Regions from separate parts of the Homo sapiens genome. Here region 1 is linked to region 2. The links are chromatin loops, found by intact Hi-C in ENCODE. Cell type or tissue: heart right ventricle. All regions are shown on one strand. Links, peaks and the distances in the headings refer to the core of each region. The heading gives the core; the rest is flanking DNA. Region 1 overlaps GRB10 (growth factor receptor bound protein 10). Region 2 overlaps GRB10 (growth factor receptor bound protein 10).

Region 1 (8,327 bases), core at 137-8,136, 51 kb before region 2:
GATATCCCAGCTGTAGCTCAAGGGGGCTCAAGTGCAGCTAGTTCCATTGCTGTGGAAGGCACAGGGCATAAGCCTAGGTGGCATCCACATGGCGCTAAGTCTGCAAGTATGCAGAGTGCAAGAGCTGTGGATGCATGGCTACCTTCACCTAGATTTGAAAGGATGCCTCAGAGAGTCTTGGGCTCAGACAGAGAATTGCTGCAGGATAGGTCTGCTGCAGAGACTCCCTGCTAGGATAATGCCTAATAGAGCCATGGGGCAGGAGTGCCAAAAAGAGCCCCCACTAGGGCAATGTCCAGCAGAGTCTTGAGGCTGGGGGCACACTAGCGAGCTCCCACAAGGACAATGCCTAATGGAGCTGTGGGGGTGGGGCTGCCCTCGAGAGCCTGTAACTGTAGAGTTACCCGTGTGTAGTGCCAGCCTGGGAGAGCTGCAGGTACCCAACTGCAACCTGTGAGAGCTGCTATGAGGGCTGTGCCCAGCAGTTGGCTGCAGGGCTGCCCAGGTCCTTGGGAACCCAACTCCTGCCCCATTGTGTCTGGAAGGCAGGACATGGAACCAAAGATTTATTCTCCAGCCTTACCATTGATTTAATGTTTGTCCTGTTTGGTTTTGGATTTGGTTGGGAAATGTTACCTCTTTTTTCTTTCCTATTTCTCCCTTTTGTAATGGGAATGTCTGTTCTTTGTCTGTTCCACTGTTTTTTTTTGTTTTTTTTTTTTGGAGACAGGATCTCACTGTGTCATTCAGGCTGGAGTACAGTGGTGTGATCTCGGCTCACTGCAACCTCTGCCTCCTGGGCTCAAGCTATCTTCCCACTTCAGCCTGCTGAGTAGCTGGGACTACAGGCGTGTGCCATCACGCCCAGCTAGTTTTTTTTTTTGTTTTGTTTTGTTTTTGGTATTAGAGATGGGGTTTTGCCATGTTGCCCAGGCTGGTCTCGACCTCCTGGGCTCAAGAAGTCCGGCCGCCTCAACCTCCGACAGTGCTGAGATTACAGGAGTGAGCCACTGCTGAAGTCTGAAGTACTTTGCCTCAGGTTGAAACACATCTTTGAGTCTCACATGTCTGATTTAGATGAAATTTTAGACTTCAGACTTTTGAATTGATCCTGGCCTGAGATAAGACATTGGGGCTATTGGGATGGAATGAATGTATTTTGTATGTGAGAAAGACATAAATTTGGGGGACTTGGGGTGGAATGCCATGGTTTGAATGTTTGTGTCTCCTTATGGCCTTATCACTTCCCCAACGCAACTCTATTAAGAGGTATGGCTTTTGGGAAGTGATAAGGTCATGAGGGCTCCAGTCCCATGAATGGATTCTTGCCCCCATCAAAGGGCTGGAGAGAACTAGCTAGGATCCCCTTTTTGCACTTCTGCATTCTGCCATGTGAGGGCACAGCAAGAAGGCCCTCACCAGACACCAAGTGCTGGCATCTTGATCTTGAACTTCCCAGCTTCTAGAACTGTGAGAAATAGATTTTGTTCTTTATAAGTTATCCAGTCTCAAGTATTTTGTTATAACTGCAGAAATGAATAAACACACACACATACATTGTATATAGTGTTCAATTAATATATTCACAGCTATGTGCAACCGCCACCATAGTCAATTTTAGAACAAAAAGAGACCCTGCACCCTTTAGCTATCATACCCCCACTCCCTGCCATCCCATTGCTCCCCCTGCTTTCCCAACCCTAAGGAACTCTACTTTCTGTCTGCATAGATTTCCCTGTCCAGGACATTTCATGTGAATAGAATCGTCTGTGGTTTTTGTGAGTGTCTTCTTTCACTTAGCATAATGTTTTCATGGTTAATCTATGTTGTAGCATGCATTAGTACTTCATTCCTTTTTATGGCTGAATAATATTCCCTTGTATGTGTAGTCCCAGCTGCTTGGGAGGTTGAGGCAGGAGAATGGCATGAACCCGGGAGGCGGAGCTTGCAGTGAGCTGAGATCACGCCACTGCACTCCAGCCTGGGTGATAGAGCGAGACTTCGTCTCAAAATAAATAAATAAATAAACAAACAAATAAATTCCCTTGTATGTATATACTACTTTTTGTTTATTCAACTGTTGATGGACATTTATGTTTCTACCTTTTGGGTATTGTGAATAATGCTTCTGTAAACATTGGTGTATAACTATCTTTGAGTACTTGCTTTCCATGTTTTTGTATATATGTCTAGATTATAATTGCTTCATTATATGGTAATTCTATGCTTAGCTTTTTGAGGAACTGCCAAACTGTTTTCTAGAGCAGCTGCACCATTTTACATTCCCAATAATAATGCACAAGGGTTTCAGTTTCTCCACATTCTTGCCAACACTTGGCATTTTTCGTTTCCTGTCCTCTCCTCTCCTCTCCTCTCCCCTCCCCTCCCCTCCCCTCCCCTGCCTTCCCCTCCCCTGCCTTCCCCTCCCCTCCCTTCCCCTTTCTCCCCTTCCCCTTCCCTTCCCCGTCCCCTTCCCCTTCCCCTTCCCTTCCCCTTCCCTTCCCATTCCGCTTCCTCTTCCCTTGCCTTTCTTCCCCTTCCCCTTCCCCTTTCTTTCCTTATAGCTGTCCTAATAGGTGTTACATCGTTTGGCTGTGTCCCAAATCTCATCTTGAATTGTAGCTCCCATAATTTCCACATGCTATGGGAGGGACCTGGTGGGAGGTAATTGAATCACGGGGTTGGGTCTTTCCCATGCTATTCTAGTGATAGTGAATAAGTCTCATGAGATCTGATGGTTTTATAAAGGGGAGTTTCTCTGCACAAGTTCTCTTCTCTTGTCTGCCACCATGTGAGACATGCCTTTCACCTTCTGTCATGATTTTGAGGCCTCCTCAGCCACGTGGAAATATGAGTCCATTAAACTTCTTTCTTTTGTAAATTGCCCAGTTCTCTGATATGTCTTTATCAGCAGCATGAAAACGGACTAATACAAGGCATCAGATGATTGCTCATTGTGGTTTTGATTTGCTTTTTGTTACTCAGTTGTAGGAATTTATATATTCTAGATATTAATACTCTTATCAGTTATGTGATACGCAACTGTTTTGTCCTTTTCTGCAGGCTGTCTTTTCACTGTCTTCGTAGTGTCCTATGACGCACAAAAATTTTTAATTTTTGATGAAGTTCATTTATTTTATTCTTTTGTTGCCTGTGCTGTTGGTGTCATATCTGAGTAGTCATTGTCAAATCCAATGTCCATATAAAGATTTTTGCATATGTTTTCTTCTAAGAGTTTAACAGATAATTTTATTTCTTCCTTTCCAATTTGGATGGCTTTCATTTCTTTTTCTTACTTAATTGCTCTGGCTAGAGCTTCCAATACTGTGTTAAGTAGAAGTGACAAAAGCAAGAATTCTGTCTTGTTTCCACTCTTTGGGGAAAAGCTTTCACTATTTCGCCATTGAGTATGATGTTTGCTGTGGAATTTATAACAGACATTAACAGATATTTAATTCCCTTGCCTTGGTGGAATGTTTCGGGAATGATTCTGTATTCTTTGACTGTCCTGGGACTCTTGCATCGAGAATGTGGTCTAGAAGACCAGAACGAGGTGGCTGGGGAGTTGGGAGACACAAGTAACATGATTTTGTTTTATGTTATAGTGTGGCGTCAGTTCACCTTTCTTTCCAGACCTAGTGGCCATTTTGTGGTCTTGAGGGTTACAGCAAATGCCTTAGGTTTTGAGTGTCTTTCAGAGGCAAGGGGGGTTCTTATACCAAGGTTCTCACAACTTTTTTCCCTTTTTGTCTTAAAATGATTGAGACCATAGGGCCGTGGTGGTGTTGAAGGAGGTCGCCTGAATAGATCCACATCCGCATCACAATTTCACTTCGCCTCTTGTACTTCAGTACCAGGTTTAGGGGACACATGTGCCATTCAAGTGAGGTTGGCTTTGTAATGACTTTTCAGGGTGGATTTTGGCTTCCTACAGGTAAGAACTTTCTACCTTTGTAATATCCTGACTCATGAGTTGAAACAATAGATATGATGAAGGCCCATGCCCCGTTTAGAAGAGTAAGTCTCATGTTGCCAGGTCAGAAATAGATCCTCTTTCCTCTTGTTAAGCATTGTGCTGAATCCTGAGAGTGGTAATCCTGCAGCAGGCAGAGAGAGGAGGACGTTGCCCTGAAGCTGTGGGGAGGCCTGGGGTTCATTCCTACTGGGCTGCGGGTTCTGGTCTCTTCTACCAGTTTAAACAAAATGGCACAGATAGCCAAGAGCAGTATCAGTTGAGAGTAGCACGAATCTTGGGCGCTGATGTGTGCTGTTTAGTTTTGGCTCCTGTTTTAACACAGGGAGAGGGCAGATGGTGAAGCTCTGGCCACCTGTGAGTGTTGGCAACCCCAGGGGGGCAGTCCGTCCTGCTGGCTGTACTTTGAACTGGAAATACTGGACATATGACATTTTCCTTCTGACTCTCGCTGTTCGTGTGGCTTATGCAGGAGGCAGGGGAGGAACATTCTAAATGACCTGGAGCTATGCATCTTGCCAGAATCAACAAGCAGGACAAACCTTTGGGGAGAACAGTTGAGCCACTTTTCAAAGGCAGTGACCCTCTGGGACCCCCTACTTCAAACTGGCCCTGGAGGAGTAGACTGGTGGAGTGGACCGGAATGGAATGTCCTGCTGATTGTGTGGAGCAGGCTGAGTAGCACATGGTTTCTGGCCAGTGATGTTCATTTGTGTGGCCAGGTCTCAAATTCAATATTGTTTTTAAGAAAATCTTTCTGAATGAAGAAGTCTCCATGGACTCTTACTCCATAAAAACTAAGATTCTTTGCAGAGTTTCACTGGGCAGCAGTTCCATGTCTAGGGGTGGAGGTTTGGCTTCTGTCAGACTGTTCCACAGGGCACATTGAAGTCCTGGGTGCTGGGCAGGGCTGAGATTCCCAGGGGAGCACCCCCAGGGCTGGGTCCTAGGGCGCCTTGACACTGTTAAAAATTACTGAAGGCCCCAAAGAGCTGTGGTTATGTGGCTGTATATATTGAAATTTACTATTTTAGGAATTGACAGGCATTTAAAAAATATTTTTTCTCCATGTAAAAAGAATATTCACCCATTATATGTAAACATAACATCTTTTATGGAAAAAAGCTGTATTTTCAAAAACAAAAAAAATGGGAAGAGTGTCATTGTTTTGTACTTTTTAAATCCCTTTAATGTCTGCTTTAAGAGAAGGTAGTTGGATCCCCCCATCCCCCTGCCACCTGCAATCAGTCTTATGCTATTTGGCCTCTAGAAAACTCCGCTGTGCATTCGCGACGGAATGCAAGGGACAAGGACACATCGTATCTTACTATCTTGAAGATAATTTTGGCTTTACCACTCCTGGAGGTCTTGCCATAGGGGTGAGGTCACTCATACCAGGGTACCATGTGAGAGGCTACCACAGGTGGAAGCACAGGTGTGGGGATTTAGGCAGAGACCTTGGAGGCCAGGGGCTGCAACACCCCCTCACTGAATTCAGATAGATGCTTGGGAACCACCAGTTCCTCTGCTTGTTCTCTTGTGTCTGTTGTTTGAATCAGAAACTCAGCAGCTTAGGCCTCAGAGAGATCTTGAGGATACTTGGTCCGTAACTATTATGTGCCAAATGAGGGAACTTACTTCTTCAGTCTTCTAGAAAAATTTTATCCCTTTTTGTGTTAAAACGTGGATGCAGCCTGGAAGTGGTAATGCTAGATGCTGCATACCACCTTGATGGAACTAGATGAAGTGATTAGCTTCAGTCGCCTGAGTCTAGAGAGCCTGGGACCAGGCAGGGCAGCAGCATTTGAGGGACTCTTGGGAAGCTTGGCACAGCTTGAGTGTGGGGGCTGTGATGCACAAGCATAGGCAGCTGTCTCTCTGTCTCTTCCCCCAGTGTTTGTTGAGCCAGTGTGATGTGTCCTGTGTTGGCTGCCCAGGTATATACGACCGTTTCTATCCTCAGGTCACCTTTACTGGGGGGAAGACTGAAGGTTTGTAAAAGAAACTGTGATACCAACGTCATTCGATCATCCACCCGAGAGTGCCTTGGAACAAAGGAGTGTTAATCGACAGCAACGGGAGAATAAGAAGGCTGGCTTTTTTTTTTTACCTGACATGTAAAGGAGCTGAGGAGAGAAGGGTGTTGCAGAGAAAGCAGGGATCTGCATTCTCTTCCTCCCCACTGCTGTTGCAGGCTGACAGTCTTTGAGTACACACACAGATGTGGCTGTGTTGTGCCCTGTCAGAGGCCCTGTGAGTCTCACCACCTCCTGAAGCACAAAGGTCCTTAGTGTGGTGCTCAGAGACCCCTGAACCATGGGGTACAGGGTGCACAAAACTGGCCATGAGCTGACTTTGTAGAAGGGCAGCCTTGGAGGGAGGGTGAGACATTCATGACCGTGGACCCATTTTCCTCTGTCAGGAAGGATGGGGGAAGTGAAGAGGACCTGATCTATATTTGCCAAGAGAAGCTAAGCAGGTGGTTTTGGTGGATATGAAGGACAGGTTCTTTCTCGGGTCCCAGGACTCTCTTTCCTCCTGGGAAGCCCGACCTCCTGTGTGGCTCCATGGCTCTGGTCAGATTCCTGACTACTTAGCATCACAACAGTGGAGGACAATGGAATTCTAAAAAGATTCAGAGGAAACTTAGTAATGTTAACAGGAGACAGTTTGAAATTCGATTGTTGTGACTCTTTCAATGGCTCAAATTGCGGAGAGGAGGATGTGTAATGAAATGCTAAGAGTGGATTTTGATGGAGTGAAGGAAGTTTGAATTAGCTTTGATTAGAACACAGCCTCATCATGGGGACTCCATTCTCATGGGGAGTAGTGGATGCTTTAAGATGGATTCCCCTGAGTTCAGAGGTGGGCATCAGAATGATTTGCCTGCATACCAGTCGTGTCTGTGGTCCCGGGTAGCTTTCTGTTCATCAGCCCAGTGAATGGGGCTCCACTTTTCTCCCTTTGGCTTTGCCTCTGTTCCAAGAAGTAAACGTCCTGAAATAGAAAAGGAGGAGCTGTTCTTTGGCCAATGATTTGAGAATAGCTAGAACTAAAGTTACCAACTGTGGAGGGCGGTTCCCTGTGGGCCTCATCAACAGCTGAGGGCCCCCTTTCAGACACTTGTGAACAAGCTCCTCCAGAATCCTTGCATGCAGCTTTTGCAGAACTGATAAAAGCAATGGTCGGTCATGCTTGCCACAAGCTGCTTCTGTTGAGATCATCATTCTACGATCTTGACCAATGGGTGAAGTTTGGTTGCACTTTTGGCATCTTGCATTCACAGACCTACAGAAACCAGATTAGGGAGCATGTTGGAGGTGGCTCTGTAAGTGACAATGCTAAGATTGAGAACATAGTGATGACATGGTAAGTGTGTACTGAGTGAATTAATGAAAGAATACTGAATTTCAGGACTAAGGGGAAACATAGAGGTGATTATAAAGGAAGTGAAAACAGAACTCCCAGCTGACCACAATGAACCTGGGGGTTTATGAAGGCCTTATTAGGGCAATTGAAGTCTTAATTTGGGGATTGAAGGAGGTAGCAATGGAGTCTTAAACTTTTCTACCCAAGTTACAAGAGCCAGGTAAAAAGAGAATTAGTGCAGAATCTGGTATTTGAGCTTCCTGCATCGATTTTTCTAAATTATTTGCCAAATTACAGGTTGTTTACTTTCTTTAGCTAAGGCACCACTCAGGGTTTGCCTTTATCGTTGCACAGTTTGTCGCCAGGTCATGGGAGCTGAGGCTGTGTCTAGGTGGCTGCAGGCCTGAGAGGTGTCAATGATGGAGTGGAGCTGGGGGTGTTGGGAGAGGTTTGAGCGGACCCAGCTGGGCAGCACCATAGGGCTGCTGGGTAGGTATTTTTGGGAAGCAGAATGCTGAGCTCTCACTCAGAACCCCAGTGTAGGAGGCAGATGATTACCTGAGGCCCTCTGCACAGAGAAGGAACCAGCTTTGGAGAGCATCATGGGTTTCTGCTGCTTCCTCAACTGGTCTCCCCAGTTCCAGGAAGGCAGAACAGGTCATTGAGAGGCACAGCTTGGGCTTCTCGATTGCAACACAGGAGCAAAGTGGTAGATGGGTCATGTCTGTGAACGAGGTGTGAGCAGCCCAGTGTAGGACACAGTCAGGGTCCCCAACATGGCGGGCCTAGTGGCTCACTGCTGGGTCTGATTTAAGAAAGATACCTGGATAGGACGATGTAAGAACTGTCTTTGGGTCCCCAAGGATGGGTTGGGAGCTGAAATGTACCCCCTGCTGGCCAGGAGCCGCAGGGACTCTTGTAGGTATGGAGGGTATGGCATGGGGGCTGCCATACTGTGACTCAAGAGTGCGATGGGTGGATGTGG
Region 2 (8,327 bases), core at 226-8,225:
TATCAGTCGCCATTACAGCAGGTAGGGCAGGCAGCAGGCAGGTAACCAGCAGAGCAGGCAGCAGGCACAGCTACCTTGCCGGGAGTGTTTTTCCAGGAGAGATGGCAGTATCAAGCGCACGCAGACTTGGAAAGGCATCATGGCGTACCTGGTTGGAGCATGAATCCTTGATTCAACTGTTTTCTTTGCACAGAGTCATATTACTTGATTACCAAAGGGAAGGGAACTCATGACCCTCAGGGACAGGCTGTTTATCTGTGGTCAGAAGATGGGCCTCCTGTAACATTGACTGTGCTCCCTTCTGGCCTTGTCAGTAACGCAGAGCAAATCACTTCCGTCTCTCTGCGTTTGAAGTTATGTGTCATTACCCAGCCAGCCCCCAGCTCCTTCAGGCATCCTTCCTTTGTCGGGGTTTGTGGCACTTTTTCCTGTTTCCTTTCTCCTGTCTTGCCTAGCCCTCTTCAAGGGGAAGGACCAGAACTAATCAACACTTCAGATGAGACTGACCAGCTCAGAGCTGGGCGGCTCACGCTCTCCCTTCAGGACCCATCCTCCCATCCCTCATTGTAGCACAATGTTGACTTTTTTGAAGGAAGGTCTCTTCATGCACCCACTGCTGTGTCCCAGGTCGTGTTTATTTCCAGTTCATGATAAGTAGAGACATTGAGAAAATGTGTTTAGAGATTTTATAGCAATTTGAATGTTGAACTTAAGAATAAAAATGTGGGTGTGTATCGTATTTTTGTTTTATTTTACTTTCTGGCAATTCATTGCTATGTGAGTTGTGAAGTATCCGTGCTTGACAGGTTGACAGGGACAGCAAAAACTGCTTCTTCCCCGCAGGTGGCTCCTGAAGCACTAGTCTTGGCTATCTCAGGATATCACAGTCATGCCTGTGGTTTTTCTGTCCTTGGCAGCTCCAGTTTGCAAAGTTGAAGCTTTGCGTTTATGACCCATTGTGGCCTTGGTGTGTCATTTGTGCATGGTGAGATTTCCTCAGGCGCTGCTGGAACGTGCGAGTCCACTGCCTCCAGCCAGTGGCGGATCATGGGGGACAGCATCTGTGCCCTCCCACTGTGTTGTCCACTCTTCCCTATAGGCCTGATGTGACTCCGCTGTGCTTTTGCTAACCGTCCTTAACCAGCTCCTTGCCACTGCACTAGGGCGTGAAGGTTGGAGGGTGCCTGTGGGTCCCTCTGTAGCTCTCAGTGTGACCTACCTCCCACCTTCCTATGTCTGTTTGCCTTGAGCAGCTGTTCTAGTCTTTTCTCCATCAAGAGTCTACACCGTTTTGGAGGGTCATGTGGCCAGCGGGAGGTGAGCCAGCCCAGGAGGCATGCAGGCCCCAGGTTTGAATCCCAGTACCGCTTCAGGCGTGTGAGGCTGACAGTTATACCTGCACTGTTATGAAATGAGAGCCTCCAGGGACCACCCAACTAGTGGGGCCTTAGGAAATCCCAGTTGACCAGGGGCACTTCGCTGGAACCCTGAACAGGGCCTTTGCTCCTGGGATCCAAGGGGCTGGATCGCTAAAAACCCTTCATCGTCTTCCTTTGCCCCCAGACTCTGGTTTAGCAGGCTCTGGGGTACTGGCTGAGGGGTTCATCCTTCATTTCCAGACCTCAGCTGAAACCCAGCTAATTTGTAAGATGGGACCAAACAACATTAGAACATTTCGTTCTTTGGACAATGAGGAAATGATTGGCAGTTTCTTTGTGGTTGCCCATTCTGGGAATACAGAAGTGTGTAAGACATAGCCGGGGCTTAAAGGATGTACCCAAGTAATAGAGGAAGGAGAATTGTACCTGTTGTTTAATGACTCTAAATAAGGAAACACCTGACCCCTCTGTCTGTGGACACAGAGTTGGAATTTGAGTCCTTCACTGCCAAGGACATCATTGCTTCACTGCAACTTTTCTCTTTTTTTAAAGAAAAAAAAGCTACTTGGTATTGTGAAAAAATAGCTATAAGGTTATATTTTGCTTTACTTGTCCCTTCAGAACTTCACTAAAAGAAAAGTAAATTTTATATAAATGTATTTTATTTTTCGACATTGTGAAGGTGTTAATTCCAATTAAATTGGTCTTTGAGGTCAGGTTCTTGGCATTTGCAGGGTACTTATATGGATTTTTCAGCTTTCTAAGGCGTAAATGTGGCCTTTGTAGCTTGTGCAGTATGAGGGGTGAGTGCCAGGGCATCTAGAGAAACAACTTAATCCTGAGAGCGCTATCTTTACCTAAGGTGGGTGAAATGGGATTAAAAATAACCCTACCCAAGGAGGACATTGAGGGCAGCTTCTGAGGAGAGGCTTTATGGAGAACAAGCTGTGTGTTTGGAGGCCAGGTATAAGTAATGTCGGGGAAGGAGAGGGGGCGGTACCCTGTCACCCCACCTCATCACTCTGTCACCTTGTCACCCTGGCATTCTCCCCCATAGTCCATCCCCCATCATCCGGTCACTCTGGGCCCTGTCACCCTGGCTCGCATCACTGGTTCTGTCACCTCTTCACCCTGGACTCCCCTTTCTTGAGTGCTTGTCACAGGGCTTTGAAGCTGTTGCTGCCCATGTGCCCCCATCAACTATGTTCTCCTGGCAGATGGGAATGTGCTTTCTGTGGCTTTGAAATCTTCGAACACATGGAATTTCCCACCTTGCTGCAAGCTCATGGGACTACAGATGCTCTCAGAGCTGCTCTGTCTGTGCCATCCAACATCTTTGCCCTGACACTTCTTTGGTGCCAGGCGGGGTTACCCTGGGGCCTTCCAGGGGACCTTTCTATCACCTTAGGAAGCCGCTTTGGATCTTGGAATGACCCTTGCAGGAAGTCCTTGAACGTAAGTTTATGGCCAGTCCTTGGCCTCCTGAGTGGGCATGAGAGTGGGCAGGGCAGAGGGGCTGTGGCGTGGTGCAGGTTAAGGGTTCGGGGCTCAGCTGGTGGGGGACAGCCTGGGAAGCTGGGAGCTACTGGGCCCGTGGTACACCCTGCCTCTGGGGTGCAGGAGAGACAGGAGAGGAGGGCATAGGAGGTAGCATAGTGACCGGGCCAGCCTCCTCAGCCTGTCTTTGGCCTGATCCTCCCTACCAGCAGCCTGGGCTCTCCTTTGCCACCAGTAATACTGAACTGCTCTGCTCCCTTCTCCCCGCTCCACGCGCTGTCTTCTTCTTCCGTTTCTTGGCCTGGGCCATTTCCCTGGACTTCAGCCCAGACACCTTCCCTTCCCACAGCAGTCCCTGCCACACCCCCATGGAGCCTTCTCTTGCATTCCTGCAGCCAGTCCTGGGCCTCCCTCTGCCTGACCCCTCCTTATGCTGTCGTCTGTCCTCCCCCATCCTCAGCCACCCCAGATTCTGCTTGAGGACAGAGTGGAGACCTATCACCCTTCTGTTTGGCCCCTACCCAGTGGGGAATGGGTGACATGGTGAGGTGAGACCCCGTCCCCAGCCCAGGTCAGAACACCTAATTCTCAAGCTGCAGAGCCCTACGAGGGGCAGAGACAAGAGCTAACAGACCGGGGCTTGGGCCAGCAGAGCAAGAAGGTGGTAGCAGGTGGGGTGGGCTCACTTTGTCATGAGTTGCTTCTCTTTGGCATACTCAAATGGCCAGCATTGTTCCTCTTCACTTTGGCGCTGTTATTCAGTATAGTAAGGGCTACTTGAATTCAAGCTCTGTGATCCGCGGCAGTTGATCTGATGATCACTGCGACGGCTCCTCTGTGACTCATGGGCAGGCAGCGCCTGCAGCGTGGATCTTGGAGTCGCATCCTGGGCAGAGGGAGGAGTCGCATCCTGGGCAGGACAAAGCGGGTTGGTGCAGGATCTCATCACTCTCCTCCACACAGTGTGAAACTGATGAATTATTTATTTCTGGAATTGTCCATTTAATATTTTTGGACCACAGTTGACTGTGGGTAACTGAAGCTGCAGAAAGTAAAACCAGGATAAGGGGGGGACTACTGTATTCTCCAGGAAAGTTTAAAATAGTTTCGTGTTTGGGTACCTTTACTGTGTTAAAATTGTTTGAATATGGCAAATACTGTATGTGGTGTTCATGTTAACAATTTATGAAACTTTTCAATGAAGCAGGGCGTTTCTTTTCTTTTCTTTCTGGCACCTGGATGAAGAGGGTATTTATTGCGACAATTTCCTGCACTGGATTTGGGTGCCGTGCAGCTTCTGTGATTGCTCACTCAGTTGCAGAAGAGAAAAGCTATTGGATAATATCGTGCTTTAGACAGCCAGGCAGAGAAAAATGCTATTTTAAACAAGCAGTAAATACATTGATGAAAATTTAGGAAACGGCAACTTTTTTTTTTTTTTTAATGGTGTACTTTGGCAGAGAGAGGAACCTTAAAATTATTCCTTTTATTAAAAGCATACAGAGTAATTTAAACATAAGCTTCTTTACTTACTTTCTGATTGAAGTGTCTGGTCTTTTAAGGTGGTAACTATGTTTAAATTATATTTTTATATTCCTGTACCATGCATGTTTAGTTGGGATGACTTGCTTTCACTGTTATTTTTCCTTGGGGTTTTAAGTGTTGCCATATGTGCTGGGCTCCCCGTCCGGGATGTGCCTGTCCTCTGCTCTCTGGGCCTTTTTGGCGCCTGGTGTCAGATGGGCCTCATCACCTGTGTTTGCTGCCACCGGTTATGAGTCTCGACAAAGGGGGTCACTTAGGTAGGGTTTGCGATCCAGTTTTCATCATGCAGTCAATACTGTCACTTTAGCAGTTTCCCCAGAACCTGTTAAATATTTATGTGTGTTTCAAGCAGACTCTGCGAAACTGGCTACTGGTACATTTATTATTATTATCATCTTAACTAGAAACAAAGTATTCGAAGTGACTGTGATATGAATTATTAACATTATTTTTAACTTTTGTGAGGTTTTCCTATCATTGATCTTAAAGAAGAAAGTAAATATTTAGCTTGTATTTAGTTTTTCCTCTTACTGAACTTTCTGTGACTTAGTTGATGTGTTTGTTAGTGTTTCTGGAAAAGTGGTAGGAAACCGTGTTTCTTTATCTGAAGATGGGCTTCAGCCTGCAGCTCTGCTAGGGGTTCTCTGGTGTTTGTTGAGAGGCATTCAAGTTCTGTGAAGGATTTCAGCCCCGCTCCCAGCAGCTGGAGTGGGGGGCAGAAGAATGTGTCTCCACCAGCTATTTCTAGGTGCCAGAGATCCTGCGTAGCATGCAGGAACTCGGATTTGATCACTTGATAGTATGACTTAAGAAAAAAAAAAACCTATAAAAGGAGTAAACTCACAGGAAAAACAAAACTTGTCATTCTTGGTAGGAAATTCCAAAGTGTAGTGGAAATGTAAGGAGCTGGTTGTAGCATTTATTTCATGGAGAAAGTGGCATCCGTGTAATTGTTAAAGATGGTTACTCTTTTTTTTTATTTTTTAAATTTTACTTTAAATTTTGGGATATATGTGCAGAACGTGCAGGTTTGTTACATAGGTATACATGTGCCATGGTGGTTTGCTGCACCTATCAACCCATCATCTAGGTTTTTAAGCCCCCCATGCATTAGGTATTTGTCCTAATGCTCTCCCTCCCCTCGCCCCCTACCCCCGACAGGCCCCAGTGTATGATGTGCCCCTCCCTGTGTCCACGTGTTCTCATTGTTCAACTGCCGCTTATGAGTGAGAACATGCAGTGTTTGGTTTTCTGTTCCTGTGTTAGTTTGCTGAGAATGATGGCTTCCAGCTTCAAAGGATGGTCACTCTTAAGATGAATTCCCTTTGCAGGGCCTTCTGTCTCTGCCTGCAGTGATATTCTTTTGCCTTGTTTTCCTCCTTCATGTAGGTGTCACAGGACACCTGTGGGCCTGGCCCTTCCTCCTTGCAGTCTTCACTTTTGGACCCCTTTTCAGTGAGGCCTTCCCTTGTGTTCTGTGTAAATTGCAGTCTCCGCCCCGTTTATCCAGCTCTGTTCTGTTCTTTTATTCCATAGCACTGCATTCTCAGATTATAACAAGTAAATGGTGTGTTTATTGCTCACTACTTGTTTTCTTTAGATAAAATACAAACTCCATAGGGCAGGATTGTTGCTTTAAACACTCATGTGCTGGGCATAGAGTAATTGCTTGGTAAATATTTGTTGAATGGATCAGCCTCTCTGAAGATTGACTATATTTTTCTTCTGCTTGGGTGACCAAGAGGTTGGATACTCCAAGTCTCTGAAACTCTGTGATTGGTTATCCATGACTGTGTCACCCTTGGGTAAAGATTTTGAGGGGTTCAACAAGCTTAGACATTGGACAGTAATTGCAGGACCCCTCTTGCTGCTTAAGCGCTCTTGACCCTGAGAGCTGTGAATGGCAACCTCTGCTCTCAGGGTTTCGACGGTTACAATTTCAGTATGCACGGGACTTAACGTTGGGCTCCTGGTGAACTGGGTGTTAATGTGTTTTTGAAACCTGCCCTTAATGTACAAATTACTTTGGAGTAAAGTTAGATCTGTGGTCCTCAAAAACTGAAATATTAGATGTAGAGTGCGGGTTTAAGACCCAGGCTGGAGAGTCCCTGAGTTCTATACTCTGGGATCCTCGTGTGAGAGTGAGCTCTCACTGATCTCAGTCAGTGTGCTCAGGAAGCAGCAGTGAGCAGCCTGAGCCGAGGGCGCCGCAGTGGCCGTGAGAAGAAAGTGTGGGTGGAAGTGGATGTAGAAGGCAAAATAATCAGGATCAGTAAGCAGTTCATAGGTGGATAAGGAGGAGTTGGAGGCTGACTGATTTCTGCATGGGTAACTAACCCATGCAGATGGCTGACTGGCATTCAGGGAGGTGAAGGTAATGCCAGCATTTCAGAAGAAGGACATTTCAAACCAAACTCATTTTCCCATTCCCCAAACTGGCCTCCCCTCTCTCTGTTAATTCTCCCTTGAACTGGGCACTGGGCTTCTTGATTTGAGGGAGCTTGGATCCCCTTCCCTTTCTTCCTTCCTGCTGGACACAGTTCCGCAAGCCTCCGGATCTTGCCTTGGGAATCCCCTGTCCCCTCTTTGTCCTGGCACTTAGTCAGTGGGCTGGAATTGTCTGGGCCGACTGAGTCCCTGGCCTCCTCCCTTTGCTGGGCGCCCAGGGCCCTTTGGACTCCCTGGAGTGACAGAGGAGTCTCTGCCTGGGGGGATCAGAACTGGGCCTGCTGCATGTTGAGCAGTCTGGAGTGGGGTCAAGCAAAGCATGGCCATGGCCTTGTGGTTGCGTCTCGTAGGTCCCTTCAGGAGCTGGTACCAGCACAGGGTGAACCGATCTGTGTATCTGACCATCGCTCCTCAATGGGTCCAGAGACCCCAAGAACCTCATTTCAGAGAATGAGGCCTTGGCTAAGTGGTGCTAAAAAGCAATTTCCATCTAAACACCTGGTTGATAATATGGACACAGGAGAAGATACGCTGTCTTCAGATCTACTGATAATGAACGAGGTTCCTAACTTAGGGAGAAAGTGTTTAGGTAAAGAAATGTTTTGTAGCTTCAGTGGTGGATAAGGAGGGGCCTGTTGTCATATCTGTAGATTACCTGTATCTGTGTACATTTTAAGTTTGTATTACTTGTGTTTCCACACATGGTTCAAATTTCATATTTATGTATATATACATATATATGTGACTGTGACGCATGCGCATGCACACACACACACACACTCTTCAAGCTTCTCATGTGAGTGAGTGTCTCTCCTTGCGGTGGCAGCATTAGGAGCACATGGCCTGGCAACTGCTTCCTGTGGTGGAGCCCAGTTGCCCCTGACTCCCTTGCTGTTTGTTGAAGCTGGAGCAGTAACCAGACTATTGTGCTTATAACTGCTTTTCAAGTACGTAAGAGTAGGTTCACCTCTGAGTGGAAGGAATGGTGAAGACTTTCTGTGTTTCTGTCCTTGATACCCCCTTGCAGTTGTTAGGCTGCCACAAAGTGGGAGACTGTCTCCTTGGAGTTTGAGAAGGGAGCTAGCATGTGTTTTGTGACAGGACTTTGTATACCTCATCTCACTCAGTTTTCCTACCAAACTTTTTGAAATGGGTATGATCCAAATTTGCCTACAATAAAAGTGAGGCTCAGAAACTTTGGTTGACTTATCCAGCCCGGCCAAATAGCGGGAATGCAGAAAGTGCTGGCTGCAGCCTTTATTTTCTCTGGCCCCAAACCTGAGCTCCTTCCTCCCTCCCCTCATCTGGCCTCATCATTTGGAGGTAGTTTATCGTAATCTTTTCCATCTTCCTTTTCTCTCTGTGTGCCATTCTGGATAGTTTCTATTACTATGTCTTCATAGGGTGCTCCTACCCTAGACCTCTCCAGACCACGCCAGCCGTTGGGCGAGGGAGCCT

What was found. A loop is a pair of places that touch in the nucleus more often than their neighbours do. Peaks named below come from ENCODE experiments on the same cell type or tissue, not always from the same donor. Only the 100,000 strongest peaks of a DNase experiment are listed, where the experiment ranks them.
Region 1: it touches region 2 in a loop (2.2-fold over the local background); 15 of 110 quality-filtered maps call a loop at or near these places.

Annotation. Positions count from the first base shown.
Region 1 is chr7:50,767,557-50,775,883 of GRCh38, reverse strand. All of the region lies in intron 2 of GRB10 (growth factor receptor bound protein 10), which reads left to right. Among named protein-coding and RNA genes, the nearest start is that of GRB10, 11 kb to the left of the region's middle. RefSeq lists enhancers at 5,861-6,441, 6,442-7,021. In heart right ventricle, for the core only: no CTCF peak of the experiment used is centred there; a DNase peak (open chromatin) is centred at 4,585; H3K27ac peaks cover 1,374 bases.
Region 2 is chr7:50,716,773-50,725,099 of GRCh38, reverse strand. The region is part of intron 4 of GRB10 (growth factor receptor bound protein 10); the gene reads left to right. Among named protein-coding and RNA genes, the nearest start is that of GRB10, 62 kb to the left of the region's middle. In heart right ventricle, for the core only: a CTCF peak has its summit at 6,632; DNase peaks (open chromatin) are centred at 3,289, 4,589 and 6,629; H3K27ac peaks cover 1,756 bases.